Regions from separate parts of the Homo sapiens genome. Here region 1 is linked to region 2. A link is an interaction called in ENCODE POLR2A ChIA-PET data of the cell type or tissue named here. Cell type or tissue: PC-9. All regions are shown on one strand. Links, peaks and the distances in the headings refer to the core of each region. The heading gives the core; the rest is flanking DNA.

Evidence for each region. Peaks named below come from ENCODE experiments on the same cell type or tissue, not always from the same donor. Only the 100,000 strongest peaks of a DNase experiment are listed, where the experiment ranks them.
Region 1: POLR2A ChIA-PET joins it to region 2 with 5 read pairs; 2 of 35 experiments call an interaction of 5 or more read pairs at or near these places.

What each region holds. Positions count from the first base shown.
Region 1 is chr14:102,531,640-102,538,878 of GRCh38, forward strand. No RefSeq gene overlaps it. Among named protein-coding and RNA genes, the nearest start is that of MIR4309, 4.4 kb to the right of the region's middle. In PC-9, for the core only: no CTCF peak of the experiment used is centred there; no DNase peak of the experiment used is centred there; H3K27ac peaks cover 182 bases.
Region 2 is chr14:102,822,367-102,829,605 of GRCh38, forward strand. The region is part of intron 1 of TRAF3 (TNF receptor associated factor 3); the gene reads left to right. Among named protein-coding and RNA genes, the nearest start is that of TRAF3, 49 kb to the left of the region's middle. RefSeq lists an enhancer at 5,700-6,199. In PC-9, for the core only: no CTCF peak of the experiment used is centred there; DNase peaks (open chromatin) are centred at 2,595 and 5,115; H3K27ac peaks cover 563 bases.

The DNA of each region.
Region 1 (7,239 bases), core at 1,198-6,197, 290 kb before region 2:
AGACAGAGTCTCGCTCTGTTGCCAAGGCTGGAGGGCAGTGGCTCTATGTTGGCCCACTGCAAGCTCCGCCTCCCCGGTTCACGCCATTGTCCTGCCTCAGCCTCCCGAGTAGCTGGGACTACAGGCGCCTGCCACTACGCCTGGCTAATTTTTTTGTATTTTTAGTAGAGACTGGATTTCACCATGTTAGCCAGGATGGTCTCCATCTCCTGACCTCATGATCCACCCGCCTCGGCCTCCCAAAGTGCTGGGATTACAGGCGTGAGCCACCGCGCCCGGCCTAGTTTTCTTTTTTAAGACGGAGTCTCACTCTGTCGCCGAGGCTTCACTGCAACCTCCGTCTCCCAGGTTCAAAGGTTTCTCCTGCCTCAGCCTCCCAAGTAGCTGGGATTATAGGCGCCCACCACCATGCCTGGCTAATTTTTGTATTTTTAGTAGAGACGGGGTTTTGCCATGTTGGCCAGGCTGGTCTTGAACTCCTGACCTCAGGTGATCCACCCGCCTCAGCCTCCCAAAGTGCTGGGATTACAGGCATGAGCCACTGCACTGGGCCACATGAATAGTTTTCATTTCTGAGATCACTTCGTGTTCAAAATGGTTGCTGAAACTCCTGCCATTTTATCTGCATTCCCAGAAGTGAGAAGGGAGTAGAGTGTGCCTTTCCCTTTAAGAACTCTTTATGAAGTCAAACACACTCCTTACATTGAGGCCAAAAATTAGTCACATGGCCACACCTATGTGTAAGGGAGGCTGGGAAATGTCTTAATTCCAGGCAGCAAATGCCCTGATAAAATATCAGCTTCTAATCCCTTGGATCTCTGTGGGAGGTGGAGGTGGGGAGTGGAAGTGGAGGACCGTGAGCAATAGCTGATGTAATCACTGAGAAGCTGTGTGTCCTTGGGCAAATCCCTTCACCTCTCTGAGCTCCTGCCTGTCTTTGAAATGAGGATGTAGAAAGATCATCTCCAAGGACACTCCCTGCCTTGACATTTTGAGACTCTGGCGCAGGGAGCCCAGGGTGGTCAAAGACAAGAACAGAAGCTGCTTGGGTTTAAAAGTTGCCTGGCCAGGCACGGTGGCTAACGCCTGTAATCCCAGCACTTTAGGAGGCCGAGGCGAGTGAATCTCCAGGTCAGGAGTTCGAGAGCAGCCTGGCCAACACGGTGAAACCCCGTCTCTACTAAAAATACAAAAAAATTACCTGGGCATAATGACAGGCACATGTAATCCCAGCAACTTGGGAGGCTGAGGCAGGAGAATCGCTTGAACCCAGGAGGCGGAGGTTGCAGTGAGCCAAGATCGCGCCACTGCACTCCAGCCCTGGCGACAGAGTGAGACTCCGTCTCAAAAAAAAAAAAAAAAAAATGTTGCCTGTTCTGGGCTGGGCGCGGTGGCTCATGCCTATAATCCCAACAATTTGGGAGGCTGAGGCAGGCAGATCACAAGGTCAGGAGTTCAAGACGAGCCTGGCCAACATGGAGAAATCATGCCTCTGCTAAAAATACAAAAAATTAGCCGGGCATGGTGGCAGGCACCTGTAATCCCAGCTACTCGGGAGGCTGAGGCAGGAGAATCTCTTGAACCCAAGAGACAGAGGTTGCAGTGAGCCCAGACTGTGCCACTGCACTCCAGACTGGGCAACAGAGCAAGACTCCATCTCAAAAAAAAAAAGAATGGCTAAGGCAGAGCAGGTCCGAAGGCAGCTAGTTGCCCTTTTGTTTGTTTGTTTCTAAGATGGAGTCTCCCTCTGTTTCCCAGGCTGGAGTGCAGTGGCATGATCTTGGCTCCCTGCAACCTCTGCCTGCTGTATTCAAGCGATTCTCCTGCCTCAGCCTCCAGAGCAGTTGGGATTACAGGCATGAGCCACCACGCCTGGCTAACTTTTTGTATTTTTAGTAGAGACGGGGTTTCCCCATGTTGGCCTGTCTGGTCTAGAACTCCTGACCTCAGATGATCTCCCTGCCTTGGCCTCCCAAAGTGCTGGGATTACAGGCCTAAGCCACCATGCCTGGCCAAGCTTGCCCATTTTTATGGTTATTTCTTGATTACATGCTAAATAGAGGGTGTATTATTCATGCCTCCCCATTTTAGACCATATAGGGTAACTTCCTGACGTTGCCATGGCATTTGTAAACTTTCATGGTGCTGGTGGGAGTGTAGCAGTGAGGACGCCCTGAGGTCACTCTTAATCGCCATCTTGGTTTTGGTGGGTGTTGGCCAGCTTCTTTACTGCAGCCTGTTTCATCAGCAAAGTCTTTGTGACCTGTATCTTGTGCCGACCTCCTATCTCATCCTGTGACTTAGAATGTCTTAACCTCCTGGGATTGCAGCCCAGTAGGTCTCAGCTTCATTTTACTCAGCCCCTGCTCAAGATGGAGTTGCTCTGGTTCACACAACTCAACACTTTGGGAGACTGAGATGGGAGGATCCCTTCAGCACAGGAGTTCAAGACCAGCCTGGGCAACATGGCGATACTCCCTCTCTGCAAAAAATATATGTAAATTGCCGGGCACGGTGGCCTGTAATCCCAGCACTTTGGGAGGCCACGGCGGGAGGATCACGAGGTCAGGAGATCGAGACCACCTTGGCTAACACGGTGAAACCCCGTCTCTACTAAAAATACAAAAACTCAGCCCGGCGTGGTGGCGGGCACCTGTAGTCCCAGCTACTCGGGAGGCTGAGGCAGGAGAATAGCGTGAACCCAGGAGGCAGAGCTTGTGGTGAGCTGAGATCGCGCCACTGCACTCCAGCCTGGGTGACAGAGCGAGACTCTGTCTCAAAAAAAAAAAAAAAAAAGATGTATATTTACTTATTTACAAAAACCGGGCCAGGCTGGGCGCGGTGGCTCACACCTGTAATCCCAGCACTTTGGGAGGCCAAGACGGGTAGATCACAAGGTCAGCAGATCGAGACCATCCTGGCTAACACAGTGAAACCCCGTCTCTACTAATAATACAAAAAAAAAATTCGCCAGATGTGGTGGCGGACACCTGTAGTCCCAGCTACTCGGGAGACTGAGGCAAGAGAATGGCATGAACCCAGGAGGCAGATCTCGCAGTGAGCCAAGATCGCGCCACTGCGCTCCAGCCTGGGCGACAGAGTGAGACTCAGTCTCAAAAACAAAAGCAAACAAACAAAAAAACTGGGCCAGACGCGGTGGCTTAGCCTGTAATCCCAGCACTTTGTGAGGCTGAGGTGGGCCCACCTGAGGTCGGGAGTTCGAGACCAGCCTGCCCAACATGGTGAAACCCCATATCTACTAAAAATACAAAAATTAGCTGGGCATGGTGGCAGGTGCCTGTAATCCCAGCTATTATTGAGGCTGAGGCAGGAGAATCACTTGAACCGGGAGGTGGAGGTTGCAGTGAGCCGAGATGGCACCACTGCACTCCATCCTGGGCAACAGAGACTGTATCTCAGAGAAAAAAAAAAGGGGGGGGGCAGGTGTTTTGTCTCACGCCTGTAATCCCAGCACTTCGGGAAGCCGAGGCGGGCAGATCACAAGGTCAGGAGTTCGAGACCAGCCTGGGCGACATGGTGAAACCCCCGTGTCTACTAAAAATACAAAAATTAGCCAGGCGTGGTGGCGCATGCCTGTAATCCCAGCTACTCGGGAGGCTGAGGCAGGAGAATCATTTGAACCCAGGAGGCAGAGGTTGCGGTGAGCTGAGATTGCGCCACTGCACTCCAGCCTGGGTGACAGAACAAGACTCTGTCTCAAACAAACAAACAAAAAACGATCTGTCCTCTGGTGACACGGGAGCCTGGATGCCTTGCTGGAGTGGATAGTCTGTGGCTCGGGGGAGACTCTCTAGGAGCCCCCAGGCCACCCTGTTCCTTCCTGCAAGGCTACTTGCTGCCCTGACCCCTCTGAGGGGCAGGCAGGGAGGGGAGAGGCACTGGGGAAACTGCAGGGGGATGTGGTTGTGATCCAGGCCTGTGGAGGGAGTGCTGGGGAAGGGGAGACTTCAGCAAGGGCAGATGAAGCCTTGTTTTTTCCTTTTTTCTTTCTTTCTTTTTTTTTTTTTTTTTTTTTGCGATGGAGTCTCGCCCTGTTGCCCAGGCTGGAGTGCAGTGGCGTGATCTCAGTTCACTGCAAGCTCTGCCTCCCGGGTTCATGCCCTTCTCCTGCCTCAGCTTCCCAAGTAGCTGGGACTACAGGCGCCCACCATCACGCCCGGCTAATTTTTTGTATTTTTAGTAGAGACGGGGTTTCACCCTGTTAGCCAGGATGGTCTCGATCTCCTGACCTCGTGATCCACCTGCCTCGGCCTCCCAAAGTGCTGGGATTACAGGCGTGAGCCACTGCTCCCAGCCAGATGAAGCATTGTGACTCTAGGGCATGTAAATTCCCTGGCAGCCAGGCCCTGGGAGCACCCCTCCCCTCCTGTGCCCTTGACACCTACCTCAGTGAGGCAGCCCCAGCAGCCGGGCAGTGGGCGGCAGAGAAGGGTGTCCTGGGACAGAGGTTTTCCTAGTCTTTCTTCAGAATGGAGGAAGCCCCTGGGGTGCCTGGACTTCCTGTAGGACCCAGGGAAGAAAGATGGCCATTCTCCCTGTCGCGTGATGGGGGCTCCAGCTGTTTTACACAAGAAGACATATAACTTTCATGGTTAAGAGCAGGGGTTCTGGGCCTGATGGCTTGGGTTCGAATCCCGGCTCCTATGCATGCCAGCTGTGTTACATACTTCTAGACAAATTACATAACTTCTCTGTGCCTCACTTTCCTCCACTGCAAAACGAGGAGTCCTGAGCAGGTGAGATCCCCTGACAGCTCTCGGGACAGCTGGAGTGCTCAGTGAAAGCTCTTCGTGCAATCACTGCGGAGGGTGACCAGGGACATCGATAGGACGCTGGAGGGATTACCCTATGTCCCCCGACCCGCCCGACTACAACAGCCTTGCAGATAAGCCACGAGCCTGCCTGCTCCTCCTCGTGAGTTGGAGACAGGAGAGGGAGCAGAGTTCAGGGGCTTGTTTCTTTCTTTCTTTTTTTTTTGAGATGGAGTTTCGATTCTGTTGCCCAGGCTGGAGTGCAGTGGCGCAATCTCGGCTCACTGCAACCTCTGCCTCCCAGGTTCAAGTGATTCTCCTGCCTCAGCCTCCTGAGTAGCTGGGATTACAGGCCTGCGCCACCATGCCTGGCTAATTTTTGTATTTTTAGTAGAGACAGGGGTTTCACCATGTCGCCCAGGCTGGTCTCGAACTCCTGACCTTGTGATCTGCCCGCCTTGGCCTCCCAAAGTGCTGGGATTACAGGCGTGAGCCACGGTGCCTGGCCAGGACCCTCCATTTCTTTTTTTTTTTTTTTTTTTTTTTTTTGAGATGGAGTCTCGCTCTGTCACCCAGGCTGGAGTGCAGTGGTGCGATCTCAGCTCACTGCAAGCTCCGCCTCCCGGGTTCATGCCATTCTCCTGCCTCAGCCTCTCGAGTAGCTAGGACTACAGTCGCCTGCCACCACACCTGGCTAATTTTCTGTATTTTTAGTAGAGACTGGGTTTCACCGTATTAGCCAGGATGTTCTTGATTTCCTGATCGCGTGATCCTCCCGCCTCGGCCTCCCAAAGTGCTGGGATTACAGGTGTGAGCCACTGCGCCCGGCTGGACCCTCCATTTCTAATAAGCTCCTGGGAGAGTCCTCCCTGGTGCTCTGAGGGTGACTGACCGGCAAGGCACTTCTGGGGCCCCTAAGCCCTCCAACCTCAGCTGCTGTGGAGAGCTGACCCCCAGGGGAGTACGTCAGGGTGCTGGGTGGGGCACCAGTTTCAAGGATGCCCAACACAGCCCTCCCCTTGGGGCTGCAAGGCCCTGGGACCAGCGGCCCAGCCCTGTCCCCAGGCAGGTCCTCAGACCTAGGACCACAGGGGGGTCTGGGGCCCAGGCCAAGGGCAAACCTGCTGGGATCTGAGCCCCTCTTGGTGGCTTCCTGGTGTGTGCACATCCTTCCCCAGGCAGGAGAGGAAGCAGGGCCAGCTCCTTCTCCTCCCAGGGCAAGACCTGAAGTCTCTGTTTGTGTGTCTGTCAGACTTGCTGTGAGGGCCACAGTGTCTCCACTGAGGCCTTATCCAGCCTCCAGGAGGTCCCATTTTTCAGGGAAAGGGCCTGCTGCTGAAGGCTGTCACTCATCTGACTTCAAATCCCAGCTCTGCCACTTCCAGGCTGTGTGACTCCAGGCAAGTTGCTTAACCTCTCTGTGCCCACTACTTCTGTAAATGGGGATATCATGGGATTCTCGTGAGCTGTGAATAGCATCTGTTGATGTGTTTGTTTCTGTGCATTCAGACTTTCCCTCTTTCCTCAGGCACTTGCCGGGCAGCCTTCTGTGCCACATCCCTGACCCTGCCCCAGGGCACACCAGCTTCAGTGACAGGGATGGCTGGTGAACAGGAGGCCCAGGCCTGCTGCTCTGGCCGATGTAAATCCAAGGAGCTGTGATGACGCGGGAGAGGGGCGGTTTGGGAAAAAATGTGTGAAGGATGCCCCCGTGGGAGCAGGAGCCCCACTGGCAGGGGCAGGCCGGGGGTAACTCAGCCACAGGGAAGGGGCCCAGCCGGGGCTGGAGGGAGGGCCACCTGCAGAAATGAGCTGTGGGGGGGCGAGAAGGGCAGGCAGCTGGGGCTGAGGAAGACCAGCCCCCAAGACACCCATGGAGAAACTGAGGCAGAATCTGTACTTGGAGCCAGCCACCGCTCTCCACTGGCCCACACTGCTGTGATCCTTCCCACGCTGCGCGGCTGGCTGGAACCCAAACCCCCCACAGCGGGCCTGGCCTTCAGAGCTGGTTCCAGATGTTTAAATACCCAGCCTTCACCTCCCGTCACAGACACTTCCACTGGAAGGTGTTGGTGCCACATCCCCAGTGCTGCCAGGCTAATATGGGGTGGGGGCCTTGCAGCCCCAAGGGGAGGGCTGTGTTGAGCGTTCTGGACACTGGTGCCCCACCCAGCACCCAGCAGGGGCACTCTGCGCTGTGCTGCCCCTCCCCAGCTGCCTGGGCCACCAGTTCAGGAGAGCTCACCCCTTTGCAACCTTTCCCAACTCAATGCCACGCCAGGAAGTCAGGAGGGGGATGACCCTGCCACACTCTGCCCCCCAGCTCCCTTCCCACCATGCCCCGGGACCAAGACAGGAGGGCCAGCTGGGCCCAGGGCACTTCGCCAGTATCATCGGGTCCTCACCACAGCCCTCAAGGGGGTGTTCCTGTTCCACACACAGAAGACTGAGGCCCAGGGATGGGACT
Region 2 (7,239 bases), core at 681-5,680:
ACGCAGTGCCAAAACCAGTCTTAAATTACCTATGTTGTCAATATGCAGATTTTCTCTATTTAGTATTTAAGCTATGAATTTACCAATCTGAGTAACTTGAAATGCAGTATCATAAAAAGAATCAGATCTACCAAACTGAAAATGTGTGCGTATCTAAAGTAGTTTCTTTTCTTGATTTTGGTTAAGTTAACAGGAGTATCTTCACATCTGTAATTTCTGGTAACTTAATGAGAACACACTGAACTTTTGGGTCACAATAAATTTTCCCATTATGTAAAATATTTTACACACCGGTTGACTCATTGTGAATTGTGAGTCGACATGATTCTCTTCCTGCGGAAAACAGAAACACATGCTGGCCGGGCGCTGTGGCTTATGCCTGTAATCCCAGCACTTTGGGAGGTGAAGGCGGGTGGATCACCTGAGGTCAGGAGTTCGAGACCCAGCCTGACCAACATGGAGAAACCCTGTCTCTACTAAAAATACAAAATTAGCCGGGCATGGTGGCACATGCCTGTAATTCCAGCTACTGGGGAGGCTGAGGCAGGAGAGTTGCTTGAACCCGGGAGGCAGAGGTTGCGGTGAGCCGAGATCACGCCATTGCACTCCAGCCTAGGCAACAAGAGTGAAACTCCATCTCAAAAAAAAAAAAAAGAAACACATGTTATTGTAATGATGATTTGAGCCAATTACAGGATTGTGCTTATGTTACCACATTGACTAGGTGCTTTCTGTGAGTTGGGTTGTTGAAGAGTTTGAGGTAGACAGATGGCAGTGGGTGGGAATGAGCGGGGAGCTTTTGTTAGGTTTAGGGAATGTGGTCTTTCCACCATCATTTAGTTGTTTATTTTATGCATAGGCTTATTTTCGTTCTTGTGAGCATTATGTTGAGTTAATGTGTTTTCTTTGACCTCAAACCTTCTGAAATGTTTCTGGGTCTTAAAGATTCAGGTATTATTTATTTCATAGTAGACAGAATCAAGTAAATGAATACTTTCTTGGGGGAGAGTGTTGATAAGTTCCATAGCGACACCTCTCCCTCATGATTAAAAGTGCTACATTTGCACAAATATGTGACTTATATTTTATATTAAAATTAAGATCAACTTTTTTCTTGAGAAGTTGTTGAACTTTTAGATTTGGGAGAGGGGGAGTTCTCACAGGAATTATGAATTGTTTTGACTAGTGAGAAGCTTATTTAACATTTTTGGAAGGAGTACCCCAAAAGTAATGCATCTTTTGGCATAGTGGAAACTTGCAGTAACGTTTTCTTGTTGTTTTTTAATTGATTGGGTGACCTGCATCTCATTAAGTGGTGTCTATTGGATGTTTGGCCTTTGGCTTGATTGTGTCCGCTTTTAAAAAATAACTTTATTGAAATCGTCACATTCCATACAATTACCTATTTAAAGTGTCCATGTCTGTGGTTTTTAGTATATTCACAGAGTTGTGCAGCCATTGCCTACTTTGGACATTCTATGGAAATGCGGTTGACAGGATGTGTTTTCTGTGTGCAGTCTCTGTCACTAAGCACCATATTTTCATTCATATTGTGCATGTATGCATCGGTTGTTCCTTGTTAATGTCGAATATTATTCCATTGTGTGGATGTTCCACATTTTATGTATTTGTTAGTCCATTGATAGACGTTTGGGTTGTTTCTACTTTTTGGCTGTTGTGTGATAGCGCTGCTGTGAACATTCATGTACAGGTTTTTGTGTGGACATGTCATTTCTCTTGGGAATATACCTAGGTTGTTTGTATCTGCTTTTGCTGCTTCTTTTACCTACAGTTCAGATTCCCATTTATGTTTGTACAGACAGTTTGCTACTTGTGACTGGGGCTTGTTTGACCTTTGTTGCTGACCTAGCGACTTCTTGTGTCATGTTTAAAGCCCCTGAGACCCTCTGTTGCCTAGAGAAACAGGCAGAATTGCAGTCTCTTTCCTTCCTAAGACCAGATCACATCTGGTGGTCATGAAATGGTCTTATCCTGTATAGATTTTTGGTAAATAAGTATGTATCTAAGCCAAATAAATTTTGTGTGTATTTTATATTATTTTTCTTCTCTCTGCTTCCTCTTGGGGACATCCTTTGTTCTGTGGCCCCAGTGGCACCTAGAGTGAATATGAATGATTTGTCTATGTTTTCCCTTCAGGCGGAATGCCGATTACTTGGATTTTTTCTTGTTAATTTTGGTGACTGAGTTGCCTGTTTTTGAAGTGAAAAATACCTGCAGATAGTAGGGTTGCCCTTTAGCATTTTAAGTGTCTAAATGAGACCTATTGGGATGTTTCCATAGTTTGCATCAAATTCATGTAAATGCGCGTTAATGATGTTAGCTAGTCTGCCTGAGCTAAATTACTAATTTCATTACTACTATTTAATAAAGGGGCAGGATTTGCCATGGTCATTCTAGTTAATGGTAAGAGCCCTGTAGGTCTCTCATCATATATCTAAGCTGAATTAAGGTTGAAAATATTACTGAGTGCCTTGTGGCTCTATTTGGTAACAGTCATGCCTTACATTTTGAGACAGCTAATCCTTTTACACACCAGGTGACTCATGTGAATTGTGAGTAGACACGATTCTCTTCCTGCAGAAAGAGAATGCATTCAGTCAGTTGAAAATCAACATCATGTGGTTTGTAGGATAGGTCTTACTCCTTTCTTAGACAAGGAATCTGGGATCCAGAAGGAGTGAGCGGTTGGTTAGGAGGAGTCAGTGCCAGAGGGAGGCAGCATGCCCTTTCTGCTCTGCCCACGCTGTGAGGACACCGGGCCGTGCCTTCGCCAGGAGGAGGTCATGCCAAGTCCAAAGCGTCAGGCCGCTCAGAGCCAAGCAGCTTTGCTGGAGCACCCACTGGTGCACTTGGAAAGTGATTTCTCCTGTTAAAGCCTCGCTGCCACCTCAACTGTAAACTGGAGACAGTAGGAAGCCACCTTCACAGGCCTGCGGGGACCTGGCACCCGTGCACCAAACCTTGCTGCCCTTAATCAGATGGTCGAATTGAGAGGCAGTTGGAAGGGTCCTGTGGTGTGCTCCTTCTGGGACCTTCTGCCACCCCTTGGAGGCAGGTTGCGCCCCTGCCCGTCTCTTCCCACCAGTGGACACTCCCTTCAGCCCTGGGCCAGCTGTGGGGCCCTCCTCTGTAGGCGCTGGCTGTTCCAGGAGGCACAAGAGTGTTGGTGTGGGACCTTCCCACTGCTCGAGATCCCCCACGGAGAGCCCACTCAGGCTACGCTTGGGCTTCTGGCCGTGTGGGTCAGCGTCACAGGACGGACAGATCAATGGGGGAAGAGTCATCCTGCAGCGCTGCCACCACTGGAGGCTGGTGAGAGTGGCGCTGCCACAGAGAACAAGCCTTGATCCCTGACTTGAAAGTCAGAGTTCTTCTGGAACTTCTGTGGGGAGTGCCCAGAGTGGCACCTAAATACGTCTAGAAGCGCTTGATGAAAGTTCCTCTGAGGCTTTTAAACTGCTTGAGTGAGTCTCTCTGAAGCACGGTGATGGCAAAAGGAAACCACCTCACGCTACCTCTTTGTGCCTTCTCTTCTCTCCTCATCTCCTGTAGGCCGTAGGTGTTCCCTGTCAGGAATTTACGCGGAGGCATGTCTGCTGTGGCCAAATGTGTTCATTCATTCATATCTCACAGTAAGAGGGAAGGATGGGGGAGGAAGACTGCTGTATTTCCTTAAAAGTTTTTCTGTAACTCGAATCCCTCCCACCCCCGTGAGGTAACAACGTCTTTTCCAGTTGGTGTCAGTGAACTCTGTTTTGGGTATCTACAAAAGCAGAAGGGGAGGTTAGGATGTGGCTGGAGGAGGCTGGTTCCTGGGTGTAAATCCTGGCTCTTCTGCTTGAACTGACTGTGCCTCAGCATCCTCGTCTGTCTGGTGGAGCCGCCTCACAGAGGAACAAGTGAGTTGTGCGTGTGGAGCAGGTGGCTGACATGTGGTGAGTCCTCCAGGAATGTGGCAGCAGAAGGAACACGTTGAGCACCGCAGATACCACCCTGACCGCCACTGCAGGGCTTCTGTGCGGGGGCAGCTGCAGAGCCGCCGCTTCAGGACAGCATGGGAGCTGCTGGAGGTCGGGGGAGCTCAGGGAAAGGGCCTTGCTGCCAGGGGTGGGAAGGGAGTCAGTGAAGACGTCCTGGAGGAGAAGATTCCAGAGCCTGAGATGTGAAGTAGGTTAGGTAGCCAGAGACAAGGCAAAGAAGGGCCATTTTCATCAGAGAACAGCATAACATTGGCAGAGGTCTGACATGTCATTTCCTGTTACTAGAATTGGGGAGTGACCAGTAGATTCTTTAATTTGTTTATTCATTCGTGCAGTCCTTCACCTCACACCTGTTCAGGGTCCGGCTGGGCTCTGGACATAGGGTGGAAGAAAACCATCTGAGCAGAGGCCGCGTGGACTGTCACCTCTGTCAGGGGTGCCAGGGCTGCCAAAGGACAGCTGTTACTTATGGGTGGCGGCGTGGTGAGGTCGCACAACACAGAGCTGCCCTGCTGTGTCCATGCCCTGGTGCCTCCCCGTGGTCACCATGTGCCTTGGGCAAATGGAGGCCTCAGGTCCCAGACATAGGCTCTGTCAGTGGTGGTGGCGGTGGCTGTACCTGCTCCGGGCTGCTGTGAGGGAGGGACGGGCTCCGGCCACAGGCGTGCAAGGTCCCCTTGCAGAGGACCTCCCGCACCTGCTGAGGAATGTGTACAGCCATCTGGAGGGTGTTCTCCCCCTGGCCCTCCCTGTAGTCCAGCTGAGTCCACGTCCTTCAGCCCCTTTTCAATGTTCCTTTCTCACAGAACCTTGTCCTGGAGGTGCACTCGGGCCCGGGTTCTTCCTCCTGTGCGGTGCCAAGCCCTCCTCCACCACGCATGATGGTGTGTTTTCCATGACTCTTCCTCCTAGAGCACCGGTGCCCGCCCTGACGGCGGTTCCCCACAGTCAGATTGAGTATCCCTTATCTGAAATGCTTGGGACTAGAAGTGTTTCAGATTCTGATCTTTTCGGATTTTGGCATATTTGAATATGCATAATTGGATATCTTGGGGATGAGACTTAAGTGTAAACACAAAATTCTTTTCATATACACCTTATACACATAGCCTGAAGGTAATTTTATGCAATATTCTTAAATATTTTGTGCATGAAACAGAGTTTTGACTGTGACCCGTCACGTGAGGTCAGTTGGGGAATTTTCCTCTTGTGGTGGTATGTTGGTACTCAGAAAGTTTCGGATTTTGGAGCAGTTTGGATTTTTGGATTAGGGATGCTCCATTTGAATATTCTTTTTATATACAGCACATGGTCAGTGCTCACTAAACTTAGTATTGCATGAATGAATGAAAACCAAAGGTCATTTACTAAGCGTGCTACTATTTCAGAAGCCTCTTTTTCCTGATTTGGTTCTATGGTCAGTGGTTTAATATTTCAAGTGCTCTGACCACGTAATGGTTGTTACCACACTGTGAAGGTGGCTGGGTGTTCAGTGATTGCTGCCCACAGAGGACCTGGAAGTGCTTGCTGTACTTGGTTTTCTGGAATGGAAATCATGGCTCATTCCCAGGAGCCCCTCAGCAGGGGCTTTGAGTCTGGTGCTAAGCAGCAGATGTGCAGATTCCCGCAGGGCGTACCTGAGCCCGGAGAGGGGGCGTCGTAGCGCACAGCGCACTCGTTTCCGCATTCCCACCCCGCACGGCCAGTTGTCACAGCCATCCTCCAGTAAAAAACACAAACCAGTCAACCTCTAGGAGACAGGTAGGAAATCTAGAAGAAGCCTCAGGTGTTCACAGCATTTTTTAAAGATTCTTTAAAAATCTTCGTGATTGGAAAGACTGCTTCCTGTGCCAGAGAGTCTCTCTCCAGCGCTTTTGCTTCTGAGGTTGGTAGCTTTCAGAAAGACTGCAATGCAGCGGTTACCAAAGTCCTTGTTAATATGGAAACAACTCGTGGTGAAGCCTTTTGCTCCCCTTCACAACTGCTGACTGTTGCCTGCAGTCGGAAGGAGGAGATAATGAAGGTAATACTCCTCCGGACCTGGCAGTTTAGTGATTAGAACGTACGCGATTCTGTGAATGCTGTGGCTGGCACAGCATGTCCTGCAGCAGCTCTGTCAACTTACTGATGCAGTGGGCTTCCTGGGAACGTGAAGCTGAAGATGTCTTTGCAGTTTGTGCACGATAATTTTGTTTTCATCTCTGTGTTCAGATGGTGGATTATAAGAAGGTAAGGGACTTTACAGATCATGCATATATGTATTTTAAATGTTTATGAATATCCCTAATCAAGGTAAAGAATTATGATTGAATAGACCTCTTTTGAACCTAAGAAATAAAACTTTATTTCTTGTTAATGACCCTTTTGACGTTTGAAGACTTATCTTATTTAGTCTTGACAAATGCCCTATATAAGTGAATTATTGAAGATGTTCTTTGAAGAGATCTGCTTTTTCTTTGATTTGCTAAACGTAGTTGGTTTCAGAGGTGTAGATACGCATAGAATATATTCATTTCTTTAACTTAAGCAATGACAGTTACATTAATCTGGATGGAACTTTTCGTCTTAAAAAATCTCAGCCACTGGCTGTAGATGATGAATTCTAATCTCCTTAGTTCTTATTTTGCCTTTAGAAGAGCATTTTCAGATGTGTGGAGCTCTGTGTTTATCCGTGGGGTGAGCTGGGTGCTACCTCCAGCTGCTGCTCTTCGTTTATCTTAGAGGGAGGCCAAGAGTCAGAGCGGAGATTTATTTTGCAATGAATTAGTGGCCCCAAACGGTATTAAATGCATTATGGGTGGTAATTTATATGTCCAATGCCAAGAAATATAATGTTGGGGTTACCATGGCAACTGCTTGCATTCTGAAAAGCTTGTGAATGGGTTCTGAACCTTCTGGCATTGGAAGTGAGCTTTTCCAGCTGAGGGCCTGCATTCGTGATTAGTGTAAATAAATTCAGCTTTCCATATGAAGCACATCCTTTCTCTTTGTTTACCAGAGTAGTCCATTGAGCTCAGTTCTTTCTCTGGTGATGTCTGCCTTGGTCTCTTGGTTCCTGGCAACAGAATATGGTTGAGACATAGTTTTCAACTTCAGGCTGAGGAACTAGCCTGTGTGTGTGTGATGACCTGCCACCTCAGTCCATGCACTGTGTAGAAGGGGCTGGCTCATCTGTACCTCCTGAGGGCTGGCAATGCATGATGTCTCCAAAAGCACAGTTGCAGCCGCATGTGCTGGT